Regions from separate parts of the Homo sapiens genome. Here region 2 is linked to region 1. Evidence: chromatin loops called from intact Hi-C (ENCODE). Cell type or tissue: natural killer cell. All regions are shown on one strand. Links, peaks and the distances in the headings refer to the core of each region. The heading gives the core; the rest is flanking DNA.

What was found. Peaks named below come from ENCODE experiments on the same cell type or tissue, not always from the same donor. Only the 100,000 strongest peaks of a DNase experiment are listed, where the experiment ranks them.
Region 2: a loop joins it to region 1, with 14 times the contacts of the local background. A loop is called at or near these places in 5 of 110 quality-filtered maps.

Annotation. Positions count from the first base shown.
Region 1 is chr7:128,130,899-128,139,311 of GRCh38, reverse strand. No RefSeq gene overlaps it. Among named protein-coding and RNA genes, the nearest start is that of MIR593, 53 kb to the right of the region's middle. RefSeq lists an enhancer at 2,872-3,446 and a silencer at 3,382-3,571. In natural killer cell, for the core only: CTCF peaks have their summits at 3,280 and 3,479 (motif pointing left); a DNase peak (open chromatin) is centred at 3,471; H3K4me3 peaks cover 1,076 bases; H3K27me3 peaks cover 3,229 bases.
Region 2 is chr7:128,383,853-128,392,265 of GRCh38, reverse strand. It overlaps LOC107986845 (a long non-coding RNA gene), which reads right to left and starts at 5,584. Exons shown (of 2, transcript NR_148339.1): 1 at 5,459-5,584; 2 at 1-365. RefSeq lists an enhancer at 394-895. In natural killer cell, for the core only: CTCF peaks have their summits at 4,187 and 4,388 (motif pointing right); a DNase peak (open chromatin) is centred at 4,395.

The DNA of each region.
Region 1 (8,413 bases), core at 341-8,340:
TTATGATATATCTTTTCCATGTCTTTAATTTCAATTATATTTCATGGTTTTGTTTTAAGCATGTTACTTATAAGCAGTATATAGATGCTTTTTAAAAAAATTCAATCTAGTGAATTTAATCAGTTTTCATTTAATTTGATTACTGATTATTTGGACTCATTTCTACCACCTTATTTTGTCATATATGTTTACGTCCTTTTTCTTTGCTTCTTTTTTCTTCTTTCTCACCTTCCGTTGGATTGATCAAGCTTTCTGCATTTCTTCTGCTGATTTGAAAGGATTGCATTTCTTTTCCTTTAACAATTACTTTTACATTTTTAATATGCACACTTCACTATAAACTATTCTGACACTGTCAAAAATCTAGTATTTCTATTCTCCTCCCAAATACAAGTCCATTCGTTTACTTTAATCACCAACAGAACACCACCCCTCCCTATGCTTATATTGTCTTTTCGGAATTTTCACTTTACCTTTTTTAAGTCACAAAAACTTTCTTTTTAAAGTTGGAAATTAGTTAAATGTACTAACATTTTATCAATGTCCATGCTGACCATTGTTTATTACATCCCACGTCCTCTCTCTGGGTTCATTTCTCTTCTTGCTGAATTACTTTTCTTGTAGTGAACATCTGTGGGAGGTAGATCCTCTTAGTCTTTGTATGTCTGAAAATATCTCTATTTTGCCTTTGTTCCTGAATGATAATTTAGCTGCATATAAACTCAGGGCTTTAAAGATATTATTCCATTGCTTATGAGGAGTAGGCTGACAGTCTAATAGACATGCCTTTAGGTGGATTTTATCTTTTCTTTTTGATAGCTTCTGCTATTGTCTTGTTATCCTTTATGTTCCGCAGTTGCAGACAATGTGCTTAGGTGTAGACTTATTTTTATTTACCTTGCTTGGCACCTTGAGTGCACTTATAATCAAATAATTCATGTCCTCTTCAATCCAGGAAATTCTTAGCTTTATTGTTCCAAATATTATTTTTCCATTCTCTTCTTCTGAGATTCCTATTTTCATACATCAGAGTCTATTTTAATCCATCATTCATGTGTCTTAATTCGTTCTTATTTTAGTCTCTTCATCAGTCTGTGCTGCATTCTAAACTAATTCTTTTTTTTTTTACCATCTTCAGATTTACTAATATACTCTTTGTTTCTATTTTGGAATTCATCCTATAACTTTTTTTTCAACAGCCAATACTTATTTTATTTCTAAGATGTCTACTTCTTGGTTCATTTCTGCCTATTTGAATGTCTTGGTTTTTTTTTTTATTTAATAGAAGTTGTTCCTTCAGTCATTTCCTTAAGCTCCTCAAACACATTTACTTACAATATTTGTCAAACTATTCTATAAAATTAACGTCATCTGCAGTGAATTCATCTTCTGATTGTAGATTTTGTTTGTCTTAGCATTAGAATTCCTCATGTATTTTATAATTTTCAGTGGGGGGTTTCAATCCTTTGTTTAAGCTTTTTTCTTTTTCTTTCTATGTCCACCTCTCTCTTTTTGGCATTTTTTGCCGTTATAGTCTCTAGCGGGTACTCCCAGGACCCTTAATCTAGAACTAGATTTTTAAATAAATTATTGTCCCTGCCTTTGTGGGGTTTCAATATTAATGGGGAAGAATAAACAATAAATAAATCAATTTGGCAGGTGGTAATAAGTGCTATGGAAAAAATAAAGCAGAATAAGGGGACAAGGGTTGCACGGGTAGGGGTTCATTTGAGCAGAAACTGGAAGGAAGTTATAGAGCCACGCAGCTATCTGGGGGAGGGCACGAAAGGCAGAAAGAAATGTGAGTCAGGAATTCCTGCCGCTGTAGCATTTAGCACGTGCCAGAGACATATTAGTTGACCAATATGTTTGCAAGAACCCAGAGGAGGGGCCTCTAAGCACAGGGTTCTGTGTGATGTTTACTCATGGCTGAAGTTTATGGCCCACGGCACGTGCAACTCTCCAAAACTCTATGAGGCAATGAAGGCCGCTCACAGGGCTGGTGCCCACCTCTTACCCAAGCAGAAAACTGGCAGCCGCCATTGTTACCAGCTGAGAGCTTATCCCTCTAGCTGAGCCTCCACTGGACGGGCCAGGTAAGGCCAGCTCTTACATGGCCCAGGGGAGTCCCGTGCCCCAGGCCGATGTCCCAGGCCCAGCTGCCTCCTTTCCCAGACAGGATTCTCCCTTTCCAGCTGCCTCGAGCGCCTCATTTAACCCTCACAATGATTCCTGTGGCAGGTGCCTTAATTAGTCCCATGACTCAGTGTAACTGGGGAGAAAGGGGGCCCTGGAGAGTTCCCCCAGGTGGTTAACAGGGATTTTTTTTTTTTTGAGACGGAGTCTTGCTCTGTCGCCCAGGCTGGAGTGCAGTGGCGCGATCTCGGCTCACTGCAACCTCCGCCTCCTGGGTTCACGCCATTCTCCTGCCTCAGCCTCCCGAGTAGCTGGGACTACAGGCGCCCGCCACCAGGCCCGGCTAATTTTTTTTTTTTTTTTGTATTTTTAGTAGAGACGGGGTTTCACCGTGTTAGCCAGGATGGTCTCGATCTCCTGACCTCGTGATCCGCGCGTCTCGGCCTCCCAAAGTGCTGGGATTACAGGCATGATCCGCCGCGCCCGGCCGGTTAACAGGGATTTGAACCTGGGGTTGTCACTGTCATCACCACAGAGGAGGGGGAGCTGGTTAAGGACCCCTCCTGGAGAAGGGGGTCCTAACGTCGCGGTGCTGCAGGGCGTACATAGCTCATGCATTCAGTCCGTGAAAACTTGTTAAGGGCCTGCTGTGCTTCAGAGGCAAAGCCCACCCCTCCTACGGCTGACTCCCGCAGTGGCGCCTCCTAGAAGCACAAGCAGCCAGAAAAAGCCTGTGTCTGAGCAAGGAGGGTGGGATGTGTGCTGCGGGAGGAGGGTCCCTGCCCCGGCGCCGTCTCACGTTTTCTCTGACCAAGTCTTTCTCCTTAACCCGTAACTCTGGGGCGGGAGGGGGAGGTGTAGAAACGGGCACTAGGTAGGACGTTCTCTGGGATCTGGGGCCATCCTAGCTGAGCCTCGGGCCAGAATCGGAACCCAGGGCGCGGGGACCCGCTTCCTCCCCACCCCACCACGCCCCTTCTGTCATTTATTCCCCAAATAGGCGGCCTAAAGCCACCCGCGTGCGTCGCCCTCTTCCTCCGGGCTTCTTTTAATATGTCAGCATCAGAGCGCCTGCGGGGGCGTAACTTGGGAAACCTCTAACGTCGCGATGCGGCAGGGCTTACATAGCTCACGCATTCAGTCCGTGAAAACTTGTTAAGGGCCTGCTGTGCTTCAGAGGCAAAGCCCACCTCTCCTACCGCTGCGGTTTGCTGGGGACCCACGGGACAGGGAACCCGGGCGCCCCAGGGTCCGCCCCGCCACTCTTTGTGCCCCGCGGCCTCCCGCTCCCGCTGGGGCGCCGCCGCCGCCGCCGAGCTCGCGCGCCCCCTCGTGGGCGCTCCCGGCACTGCGCGGTGCCGCCCCAGCCGGAAGCACGTGGAGGCTCCCTCCAGATCCAGGGGAGCAGGCGGGGGCCTGGACAAGCCTTCCACTTGGCTCGGTCCCTGGGACCCCTTCCCACGCTCTAGAAGCCTAGCCCCTCCATCCTCCTTTTGGCCCGGACCCCCAGCTCTTCCCCTCTCACGCTCTCGCCGCTGTTTCTAGGTCCCCGGGAACTCCTCCGGAGCTCCCGGCGGTGCAGGCGGGAGGTGGAAACGGGGGTGGGGGGCACCCAGACCCCCATTCCAGGGAAACCTCTCACAGCCTGCTCCTGGCTTGAGGAGGTCCCAGGGGGAGCTTCTGTGGCTGCTGAAGACAGGGGCTTTTCCAAATATGACCCCAAAGTGAGGCTTCTGCTTTCAAGGTCTCATTCATATTCTCTCCCCTCTCCCCTCTCCTAGCAGGATCAGCGCTGGCGTGATTTCCCAGGAGAGGGGGAAGGGCCGTCACCTGGCCTTTAAAGACTCACCACATGGATAATCGTGATGAGGGCGAAGCACTAGGTAGGAGGGTTTTCACCACGGTGTTTCATCAAATGAGAATGATCTAGATAAACCAGGAGTGCAACCAACTCCAAAGAAAAAGATGATTTGAAGAACAAAAGTGTGTGTGTGTGTGTGTGTGTGTGTGTGTGTGTGGAGAGAGAGAGAGGGAGACGCTCTAATATCCTTAGAAAGATTCAGAAAATTTTATAGCCACAGAACAAGAACAGAATGCTTTTCAAAGGGGAACAAGTAAGAATTTAGAAAATTAGAAAGGTGACTGCCAAAATAACAGGCTCCGAAATCCACGTAGACAATCCATCCAGCTCTTCCACCTCTTGATCCCTGGTCTCTTCTCCAGTAATTTCTACCCCCGCGCGGTAGCCGCTCCACGGTCATGTCATAGACGTTGTCCTTATTAATTCCCACATCCCTCCAAAATTTACATTTCAACCATCCCGCTCGACCACCACCACCTCCTAAATTTTCATCAAGCTCCCGCTGGTGTTCTGACGCACGTGTTTCTAATCGCTCCCTTGCATACATCCTTCACTTTCGGTGTCCCGCCCCCTCACTGTATTTTCCTAACCAAACTCCAACTTTGATTAAATCCAGAGCTTCGCGTCTTCCACACCCTCCTGAGGCACTGAAGAGAGCTGACTGTCGGTACTTCTTTTTTTTTTTTTGAGACGGAATTTCGCTCTTGTCACCCAGGCTGGAGTGCAATGGCGCGATCTCAGCTCACTGCAACCTCCGCCTCCCGGGTTCAAGCGATTCTCCTGCCTCAGCCTTCCAAGTAGTTGGGATTACAGACGCCTACCACCACGCCTGGCTAAGTTTTGTACTTTTAGTAGAGACCAGGTTTCACCATGTTGGCCAGGCTGGTCTCGACCTCCTGATTTCAGGTGATCCGCCCGCCTTGGCCTCCCAAAGTGCTGGGATTACAGGCGTGAGGCGCCCCACCTGGCACTCCTTTAATTCCATGAAGGCAGCCCTCCAAAGGGGCCAACTGATTTCTGGCATTGCTTCTGCGCTCAGTTCACTCCACTCTCCTCCTCATTGAGCATTTCTCATCTTCTCTCCTCTCCTAAAATCTCTGACACTCCCTCACTCTTCACTGACAGATGCCCTTGCTCCTTTTTTTTTTTTTTTTTTAAATGATAAAATATAGACCTGGAATGCCCTTCCTTCCTTTTTCACTGAGGAACATCGTCGGTTGGAAGAGGATTTCTTCACTCTCACAGCCGCCTAGACAGAGCCCCTGGCAGAGACAGGGTGGTACCTCCATTTTTTACCCGTACCCCATGCTCTCTTGCCAACTAAGGATCTTCACCTGCTATTATTCCCTGTCTTTCATTGTGCATACTTTTTTTCTCTGTACTGGATTCTCCTTATTAGCATACTAATATGCCTCAATAATAATCATTTTAAAAGAAAAAACAAAAACTCCCTTGTCCCCGTATTCCATCCACCTCCAGGCATGATCCCATTTCTCTGATATTTTCTGCAGCAAAACTCCTCAAAAGACCCATCTACAGTGGCTATCTCAACTTACTCTTTCTGCATTTATTTTTATTATAATTTTTTTCTGAGACGGAGTCTTGCTCTGTCGCCCAGGCTGGAGTGCAATGGCATGCTCTCAGCTCACTGAAACCTCCGCCTCCTGGGCTCAAGTGATTCTACTGCCTCAGCCTCCTGAGTAGCTGGGACTACAGGCGCTCACTGCCATGCCTGGCTAGTGTGTGTGTGTGTGTGTGTGTGTGTGTGTGTGTGTGTGTGTATTTTTAGTAGAGATGGTGTTTCACCATGTTGGCCAGGCTGGTCTTGAACTCCTGACCTCAGGTGATCTGCCCGCCTTGACCTCCCAAAGTGCTGGGATTACAGGCGTGAGCTACTGTGCCTGGCCTATTATGAAAATTTTTATTATGAAAAACATTCATCAAAATGAGAGACTATGGTAACCCCCATATACCTGTTGTAGGTTAAACCGCATCCCCTAAAATTCATGTTGAAGTCCTAACCCTCAGTACCTAAGAATGTGACTTTATGTGGAGATAGGGCCTTCAAAGAGGTAATTAAGGTAAAATGAGGTCATATGGATGGGCCCAATCCAGTATGACCAGTGTCCTTAGAAAAAGAGATTAGGACCACAGACAACACAGACTGAGAGAAGACTGTGAGGACACGGCCAGGTGGCTGTCTTCAAGTGGAGACACCTCGGGAGAAAACAAACCTGCTGGCACCTTGATCTTGGACTTCCAGCCTGCACACTGAGAAAATAAATTTCTGTTTTTTAAAGTCACTCCAACAGCCTGAGCCGACTAACACAACACTTATAATCTGGATTCAATAATTATCAAAGGTCTTTCTCTATTTGTTGTGTCTCTCCCTTTTCTGTCAACTATTAGCCAGACCTCATGTCATTTTATTCCCACGTGCTTCAATATGCGTCTGAAAAATACCCCCACGTGTTTTTACATAATCACAATGGCTTTTTCACACTTAGAATATTAGCAAGAATAACTTGGTAATATCTCATAGCCAGTCCATATTCGGATATCCCTGATTATCTTTAAAATGTCTTTCCAGGGCTCATCTGTTGGAATCGGGATGTTTACCGGTATGAATCTTGTTAGTCTACATCAGCTCCTCCCCTCCATCCTGCCTTTTTATTTCTCATCTCACTGGCACTTGAAGAAACCCAGCCAACCGCTTCCTGGAATTGTCTCTGGGCTTCCTCATCCATTTTTTTTGTGTATTTGTTTTTTGTTTTATTCTTTTTGTTTTAAAATATTTTAAACTTGAAAAGGTGCAAGAACAGTATTAAAAATGTTCTTTTCCTTGTACTATTTGAGAATAGGTTGCTGACATGTTGTCCTATCACTCGAGAATACTTTAATGCACATTTGCTACAAATAAGGACAATACACTAGCAAAATGAGGAAATTAACATAGATACATCTCTGCCACCTAATTTGCACTGCCAATCAAATTTCACCAATTTTCTCAATAATGTCTTTCCTACCAAAAGGACCCAATCCAAGATCACAATGTTTTGCTTAGTTTTCACATCACGTTTCCTTCAGTCTAGAACAGTCCCTCAGTTTTTCCTTGAATTTCATGATCTTGATATTTTTCAAGATTACAGGCCAGTTATTTTGTAGCGTGAACCCAATTCGGGCTATGCGTCTCTGGCAGGAGTATCACAGAAGTGATGCTGGTGTTCCTCATTGAGTCCTGGCAGGTGGTACATGATTTCAGTTTGTCCAATAGTGACGTTGTTAGCCTTGATTAGTTGATTGAGGTATCGACTGCCAGGTTTCACCACTGAAAGCCTCTTTCCCCATGGTAGTCAATAAGTATTTTGAAGCTCTGTAATATCCTGTTATTCTTCAAACTTCCACTTACTAGTTTTAGCATCCATTGATGTTTCTTGGCTGAGTAAGTTATTACTATGAGGGCTGCCAACTTTTCTAATTCCATTGTTCCTTCTATATTTATTAGTTGGCATTCTATTGTAAAAAAAAAAGCTTTGTCATCGTCTCTCTCTCTCTCTCTTTCTCCCTGCCCCTGCTTCTCTCAGTATAGGCTCATGGATTCCACTTTATTTACTGGGTTATAATCTGTTATTGTTATTTAATTTGATGCTCAAATATTCCCACATTTGGCATGTGAGAGCCCTATGAGAGCCCATTCAGGCGCTCTGGCTCTCTATGTCCCTGAGCCCTTCCCTACTTTCTGGTACAAGATATTCCAGACTTACCCTGTACTGTTTCTGGTTTAGCCTCAGAATCAGCCATTTCTCTAGGAACCTGGTTCCTTTTAGGGGGCAGTGGTGTTTAGGGGCCAAGACCTGAGTGCTCAGCATGCTCCTTGCATTGGATGGTGCTGCTCCCAGGCCCTCTCAGTGGAGAGTGAGAACATTTCTCTCTCTCCACAGATTTTCATCTCGATTTCTCTATCTATCTATCTATCTATCTATCTATCTATCTATCTATCTATCTATCTATCTTCTCTGTGTGTGTGTGTGTGTGTGTGTGTGTGTGTGTCTGTGTGTGTGTGTGTAGCCATTAGTTTATACTGCTGCGTCCAATTCCAGTTTAACATTGTAGAATTCTCTCTAATTTTCCACTGTTGGTATTTATAACTCTTTTTTTCCCACCAGTGAGAAGCACAACCCCTACTCTCCTCACTATACTAGCTTTTTGACCAATCTCCGTCTGTGACCAATCTACTGATGCTGCCATCGCACACAAACACAGATGCCCTCTTTACCCACTCATGCTCCAACACCCAGTACCAGGCTGCCCCACCCAACTCCTAGCCATAGGTACCTGCCTGAACCAGCCCTACCCAGTGGCTTTTGGACTGAATAATTCAGGGAGAAAAGGAGGAAGGAGGGAAGGGAAGAGGAG
Region 2 (8,413 bases), core at 216-8,215, 250 kb before region 1:
TGCCCTGTCCATTGGGTGGCTGGAGCCCCATCAGAGTTGGGCTGGGGGGTATGGCACCAGGCCCTGCCTCCCCAGGAAGGTTTGAGGGTGTTGAGGTACTGGGGGTGGGGTGGGGGTGTGCTGGTGCAGGTGGGCCCCATGTCAGGAGGTCTCCCAGGCTTCACCTACTGCAAGCCACTCAGCAACTCCTGCAGCCAGGCAGCATTGTTGAGGGGTCATCATGGCTGTAGAATTCCAGCATCGGGGCCTCACACCCAGCTGCCGGAAAACGCCCTCCGCAGCCTCATCATGCCACATGGTGCAGCCAGGGCACAGGTGGAAGTACAGCATGGCCAGCGCCTGTGGTCTCATCTGCCGAAACACACCTGTAGGTACAAAGCAGAGTGGGTCAGCTCCCACTGTTTGTATGTGGCTCAGGACCTGCCTCCCAGCCTCAACCCCGGCTGGTGGAGACAGTACTGTCACGTGGGCTGCTGAATACCCCTAGAGTTGAGGGGTTTTGGAACATTCACATTGCCTTCCTGTGCCTCTGTTGTTGGGCAGTGGGCACAAAGCTGTCCATCAAAGGTACAGATACCACTCAAGTGGGCAGAGGCACGGAAGATGGCCAGGGGATGCTCAGGTGGCGGGAATGAGCAGACCAAGGAGAAGATCTGGATACACTCCTATGGCTAAGGGAGGGGCCCCTCAGCTCCCTGCTGCCATGCCATGCTAATACCTGCCTTCTCCCAGGCCCCTTCTGCCAAAGAGCTACTTGCTCAGGGGCCAGCCTTTCACTGCATCATTTTTTAGCTTTGTGCTTCTAGGGACAAAAAGGAAAGAGCTGGACAGCAGGACTATCAGGTGGGCTCAGAGCTGGTTCAACATCTGCTCCAGGAGTTCTTGCAAAGTGAATGGGTCATTGACAGTCCTGGGAGGCCTTGTGCCCTGGAATCTGGCCTTGATGAGCACCTGAGTCAGAGGTGACCCAGCGGGGAGGGAGGACAATGCCCAGGTCCCAGGGGATGGTTGAAGATGAGAGGGGATGGATCAAAACATGGTTTCATGGTTTGTCTTGTTTCATGGTTTGTCTTGTGCATTGGTTTACAAAAGTCATGCAGGAAGCACCTTGACCAGCTGTTGAGATGGGAAAGATCTAAGGGTTTTCAGATAAATGCCAAGTCACTCTGAATCAAGAGCGTGAGTGGTTCAAAGGGAGAAGTTCCGTTTTGAACTAAACCTAGTTGGTTAATAGAGCTGACCAATGGATGAATTACCTTGTAAGTCAGTGATCTCCACCTTAAGGTATGGTAGCATTAGTATGGCCCTTCTAGAGGAGGTTTTAGCACAGTGGCTCTGCAAGTTTGGTGCATGTCAGAATCACCTGGAGAGCTAATAACAAGTCCTAGGCTTGCCATAGTAGGATGGGGTCTGAGCCTCTGGGTTGCTACTCAGCCGCTCAATTCTGATACGTTCTAAAGTTAGAGAATTACTGTTTTAGAGGAATTCCATGCATCTAGTTATATGGTCTGAGACTTGCCACAGTACGCGTCCTAAGAAAAGCAGATGACATAGCACCCACCTCCAGGCTTCATTGCAAGGATTATGTGAGAACGAACGAGGAAGGTTACAGGTGCTCAGTAAATGAGTCTTTTTTTTTTTTTTTTTGAGATAGAATCTCCCTCTGTCACCCAGGCTGGAGGGCAGTGGCACAATCTAGGTTCATTGCAACCTTCACCTCCCGGGTTCAAGCGATTCTCCTGCCTCAGCCTCCGGAGTAGCTGAGACTACAGGTGCCCACGACCACGCCCAGCTAATTTTTGTATTTTTAGTGGAGATAGGGTTTCACCATGTTGGCTAGGCTGGTCTTGAACTCCGGACCTCAGGTGATCCGCCCGCCTCGGCCTCCCAAAGTGCTGGGATTACAGGCATGAGTAAATGAGTCTTACTGTGTCCTATGGGCCCTCCCCTTGCCTGGGTAATAAACGCATGTAAGTCTGGACTCAGGAAACACACTTACTGTGAGATGCAAATTCAGCCACAGTGCAGGAGGCTTAAGTGGGACAAAGGGAGAGACACTCTGGGTAGGAAGGCCACAGCAGGTGGATATTCAGAGGCAGCCCAGAGCCACATTTGGGAGAAATGCAGATCAGAGATGCCTTGGTCAGCAGTACTACCTGCCCCCCTGAGGTCCAGCCAGGTCTGTGCAGCACAGGTACCCCCTCACCCCTCCCTGGCACACACCCAGCACCATGTGATCCAGGCTGCTCACCACCAGATTGTGGAAGATGTGGCCCCACAGGCGCTGAACCACGCTGCTGTGGTGACCCAGGTTCCAGCTCATGGGCAGCGGCATCTGCGCAAAGGTGTAGCCACCCAGGGAGAGGGTGCACTGCCAGCGTGCAACCAGCCAGTGCCCCAGGGTCCTTGCAGCAACATTAGCATTCAGGCAGCCTGCACCAGGCCACTGCAAAAGAAATGGCTCAGTGCACTCTCCCAGCCAGCGCGTCAAAGCTGCAGGCCAGGTGGAGCTGCAGGGACTTAGCCTAGGCAGCTGGCTTCGCCCCCAGCCAGGGCAGGAACAGGAGCAGCAGGTAGAGCCAGGGGACTGGGAGGCCTGGGCTTCAGTGCAGGCATGTGGAGCAGGAGAGTCAAGTTACTCTCACAGGGGGTAGCAGTGGGGCCATCTCTGGTGCCCCCTGGGGGACCAAGAGGAGGAGGAGTGGGTGGCCCTCACCTCTGGCCTCACTGTCTCCCAGGCTCCAAGGACTGCGAACAGGGCCCTCAGATGGCATGACCCAATCATTCAGGGGGACTGGACTAGCCCTCTGAGGCTCCTTTCAGCTTCTGTGGCTCCAGTGCCAGTCAGGAAGTGGCAGTCAGTGTGGAGGGGAGGCAGGGGCAGTGCCCCAGCTGTGAGGCACTCAGCTCCCCTCAGTCTCTCCTTCCACCTCTCTCCTCACATCTGGAGTCAGGGCTGGAGAGGAAGGACCCAGCCATTGGGACGTGGTGGGTTGGGGGAGGTAGCTCCTCCCTCTCCCCTTCCTTGGAGCTTTTTATTCTTTCAGGATCCCTTCTGGCTTGTAAGGGTCACATTCCAACCTCAGCCTCTTTGACCCCACTATAGCCTGACACTCAGACTCAGCTAATCAGGAGGTTGGGGGGCCAACCCTGCCCACCTCACCTTACCCCTGAAGCCCTCCTGCTTCCTGCTGAGGAGAGTTTGGAGGCAGGGAACCTGGACAGAGGGCAGCGGCCAGGTTGGAGCCTCCAGCCACATGCAGCCTCTTCTAGGCCAGAGCACCCAGCCCCACCTCTCACATCTATTGTCCTCAGGGCATGGCTTCTCACTTGCAGGGTGCAGGCATCATCATCACCAGCCTCCTCCTTGCTTACCCTTCTGGCTCAGCTCAGGAGGGAAAACAGGTGGGTTTAGGGACCCAGGAGACCTGGTCCCCAGCCTCCTGCTCCACCTGCTCTTAAGCCCATTGACAACATCAGCTTCTGGGCTGAGGGCCAGGGTGTCAGCTTCCAAGTCAACTTTGCCCCCCATCCCCACCCCAGCCCAGCTAGAATTGGAGAGGGGACATCTGGATAGCAAGATGTGGTATTAGCCTGGAACAGGTAAAGAGCAGCCTTTTGCTCACTCTGTGCCTCAGTTTCTCTACTTGTGATCCTAAAAGGGAAAGAGGCACACCCCCACCCCCAGGCATCCCAACCTCAGATATTTCACTTCCCCCTTCACCTTTCAGGGCAGGCTGATCTCAGGGTGGCCAAGCCCAGGGTCTGCCTTGGGTGGGTATTGAACTCAGGAATCCTAGTCTCATAGTAGGCACCTTTCTGCTTCTCCCTCTTCTGCCAGTGGGCAGGACGATCTGAGGCTCCAAGGGGTTCACCTGGCAACTGTCAGGTGGGTAGGAAGGTTCTCCCAGAGAAGAAAAGGGGACTCCGGTCTAGGAGCAGTGGGAGTTGAGTGGTTCCCCAGGAGGGGATGTTGCACCAGGACCTTGGGGTGACCGACATGTCACTCTCCTACCTCAACTTTAACCTCTTCATTTCCATGCCTCCCTCCCTGTGGAAAGGCAGATAGTGGGAAACAAAGTTTCCAAGTGGATGGCAAGCCTCAGGAAAGCAATTAAGGGAGAGACTTTCTTGGACCTCAGGCTACCAGGAGTCCTGCTTCCCTGTCCTCTTTCTTTCTGTGTAGAGAAAGACATCGCTCCCACCCTCCACAGTACTTCAACTCCTTCCCATGCCTCTAATCTCTGGGAAAGCCTGGCGGCAAAAGGAGCAAAGAGCTTTTATGTGGAGATGTCGTGGGGGAGAATGGGCAGGGGAAGAGGAGTGTTCCCTGCTACAGGCTGTGGGACTCCGGGTCTAGGAGCTTCAGAAGCAGTGTGGTACTGTGTCCGGCAGATGGCGCCAAGACCCATCGACCGTTGGGACCCCAGGGAACCCGGAGTGGGGCAGTTTCCTAGGCAACAAGCAGCCCTTCCTTTCAAAGTCCGGCCCTTGGCAACCATTCCCTGGTTGCCTGCATCCGTAGTAAAATTTGGCTTCCAAAGGACAGGCGGGGCTTGCGGGTAAACTAATCTCATCTCCGAGAAAGGAAAGAGGCTGGCTAGGTGGGGAGAGGAGCCTAAAAGACCTGTTTTCTGCCGCCGTTCATTACTATGCTGTACAAGGTGCATCTTATCCTCAGCAACCCTATAGCAGTAATGCCTGTTCCTTTATGATGAATGGGACAACGAGACTCGGAGAGAGAAAGTGACTTGCCCGAGTCGCCAGCAGGTAGGGCCTGGGCCTGCCTGGATGTCCTTGGGTCCATTCCATTCTTTCTCCCAGCAGCTGTGAAGTGTCCAAGCCCTGTGAGGGCGCTGATGGAGAGGCTTGCGAGGAAGCCAGGAGCTGCAGGAGTGGCTGGAGAGAGGCGAGAATGAATCCAGCCCCTTCCAGCTGAGCTCTTTCCTTGCTTGGCCTGGTGGGGGGAGACTCCTCTGCTCAGGGTCTCCCCTGACCTCGTGGTGGGGGCTTCTCCTGGCAAAGGACCACAGAGGGACAGGGAATAGCAGTTCAGACTGTGGAGGTCATGTGGCCCCTCTGCAGTTTCAGGACAGGGGAGCTTGCCAAGGAGGACACAAAGCTGGAATCCAGGACTACCTGGGGAGAGGAGATGCAGGAAAGGATTCCATTCCAGGGACTGTGCAGAGGAGAAAACCGACTTCAAGTAGGTCAAGGGACAGATTTGGAGGATTCAAATCCAGTTCAATTACCTACTCTCTACTCCCTTGAGCTCTCCTCTCCCTGCCTACTCCACATCTCACACTGACCATAACCAATGCTGAATTTCGGACTCCCTGTAGTAGTCTGGGTTCTCCAGAGAAACAGAACAAATCATACAATATTTTTCTAAAAAAAAAATGCATGTGTTTGTGGAGAGACAGAGAGAGAGACAGACTGTTATAAAGAATTGGCTCACATCATTGTGGAGGCTGACAAGTCCCAAGACCTGCAGTTGCCAAGCTGGAGACCCAGGAGAGCCAATGGTGTAGTTCCAGTTCGAGTCCAAAGGCCTGAGAACCAGTAGAGCTGATGGTGTAAGTCCAGAGTCCAAAGGCAGGAGAAGACTGATGTCCCGGCTTGAAGACAGGCAGAAAGAGCAGATTTTCTCTTACTCAGCCTTTTTTGTTCTATTCAAGCCTTCAATGGATTGGATGAGGGCCACCCACATTGGGGAGGGGTGTCTGCTTTATTCAATCAGCTGATTCAAATGTAAATCTCATCCAGAAACACCCTCCCAGACACACTCAGAAATATATTTAAACAAATACCTGGGCACTCTGTGGCCCAGTCAAGTTGACACATATAATTAACATCACACTCCCTGCCACCCTCCCAGACCTGGTCCTCCTTAAATTTACCCTATCTTAAAAACTAGCAAATTCATTCCTCTGGTTGCTCAGATAAACAAAACAAAACAAAAACCCTTGGAGTCATTCTTGACTCCACTTTCTCTCACTATTTATTTATTTACTTATTTAAGAGACAGGGTCTTGCTCTGTCTCCCAGGCTGGAGGGTAGTGGCGCAATCATAGCTCACTGCAGCCTTGACCTCACAGGCTTAAGCAATCCTCCTACCTCAGCCTCCAGAGTAGCTGGGACTACAGACATGCGCTGCCACTTCTAGCTAATTTTTTATTTTTGTAGAGACAGAGTCTCACTTTGTTGCCCAGGCTAGTCTTGAACTCCTGACCTCAAGTGATCCTCCCACCTTGGCCTCCCAAAGTGCTGGGATTACAGGCATGAGCCATCATGCTTGGCACACACTTCATATTTAATCCATCAGCAAATCCCGTTAGCACTGCCTTCAGTCTGACCACTTCCTCCAGTCTCTTCTGCAACAATGCTGCTCCAACCATCACCATCTTCCACCTGGGTTACTGCAAAGGGCTCCAATTTTCCTAGCCCCCACTGTTGCCTCCTTCCAGAATTTTCTCAATACACAGCAGCCAAGGTGATTCTTCTAAAATGTGAGTGAGAGCAGGTTGTTCCTCTGCTTAAAACACTCCACTGGTTTCCCTGGGGTCAAAGTAGAAGTCAGTCTTTGCTGGGGCCTACAGGTCCTTCATGATCAGGCCTCCACTGTCTCAGGCTTTCTCTTGCTTGTCCCCTACCCATACTGTCCTGGTCATGCTGGCCTCCTTGCTGTCCTCCAATGCCAGTGCCCTCCTCTTCACCCCAGGCCCTGTGGCTCACTCCCTCACTTTCTTTGGGTCTCTGCTCAAGGGCATCGTGTTAGACCTTCCCTGAACCCCCTTGCCACCCCGACACACCCTCACTCTCTGACCCCATCCCTGCCCCTCCTGCTTCATTTTTTTCCATAACACAACACAAACATACCCTCTCTTTGTATGCATAGAGCCTGGCCTGTGCGGCGTGTGGCTCCTGCCTATAATCCCAGCACTTTAAGAAGCCAAAGCAGGAGGATGGCTTGAGCCCAGGAGTTCGAGACCAGCCTGGGCAACACAGTGAGACTCTGTCTCTACAAAAAAAAAATAGGCAGGTGTGGTGATGCCAGCCACTCAGCAGGCTGAGGCAGGAGAATCCCTTGAGCTCAGGAATTCAAGACTGCAGTGAGCTCTGATTGTGCCTCTGCAGCCTGGGCAATAGAGCCGGACCCTGACTCTAAAACATAAATAAATATGTGCGGAGTGTTTGTTTTCCCTTATATGTTTTTATCCCCTAAAACACTGTCACCCATAAATACCTGTTAAATGCTGAATGAATACATAAAACATATTCATCACCCGGTCCACAACAGGAAGTATATAGCAAGGCTGAGGATATAAAGATATCAAGAGGACACGTGCTCCCTTGAGGAACCAGCCAGCTGGCAGGGGAGACCAACCTTCTTTTGTATTTGTGGGTAATGCAGCGTATACAGGATCATAACACAAAGATGGCACTTGGAGGGTTGGCTCTACGCTGGACACTGTGTTAACATGCGTGGTGCCATTTAATACAGCCCTGGGAAGTGGGGACTAAAATCATCCTCATTTCCAGGGGAGAAAACAGGCTCAGAGGGCCATAGTAATTTGCCTAAGGTCACCCAGCTTCTCAGCCACTGAGCTGAGGTTGTGACCCAGCCTCATTCTTTCTATTTTTATTTTTATTTTTTTGAGAGAGGGTCTCACTCTGTCACCCAGGCTGGAATGTGGTAGCATGATTATGGCTCACTGCAGCTTTGACCTCCCAGGCTCAAATGATCCTGTCACCTCAGCCTCTTGATTAACTGGGACTACAGGTGCATGCTACTACATCTACTAATTTTTTCTTTGTATTTTGTGTAGAGATGGGGTTTCACCATGTTGCCCAGGCTGGTCTCGAACTCCTGGCCTCAAGTGATCCTCCTGCCTCAGCCTTCCAAAATGCTGAGACTACAGGCATGAGCCACCGCCCAGCCCACAGCCTCAATCTCTAGCCCCAAAGTCCCTGCCCCTCCCACTCTCCCGGGGTAGGGCAGAATAGCCTGGGGATGGAGAAAGGAAAGAGAAGAGTGGGGTGGAGGTTCTTCCTGTCAGTAGGAGAGAGGTAGAGAAGGACTGAGCTGGCAGGGGGCCCTGGGCGACAGGGCCCCGTGCCAGCCCCACCAACCTCCTCCCTCCCCTTGTGTGCTCTGCAGCCCTGGGGCTGATTGGACTCCCTCTCTGGCATCAAACTTCTTTGTCACACCCCCACCCTTGCCTCAGGACTGGCTACACAGGGATCTCTTTCTGGTCCAGTCAGGCATATAAGCCCAGGCTGACAGGCATCCGGGTGCCAGGGCAGCTTCAGCTGGCCAAGGCTGAGGTCATAGGCTGAGCACTCAGGGCCTGGCCCCTCCTCCCTCTCATTGCAGGCTCAGCCCTTGCCCTGCCCTTCTGCAAAATTCCCC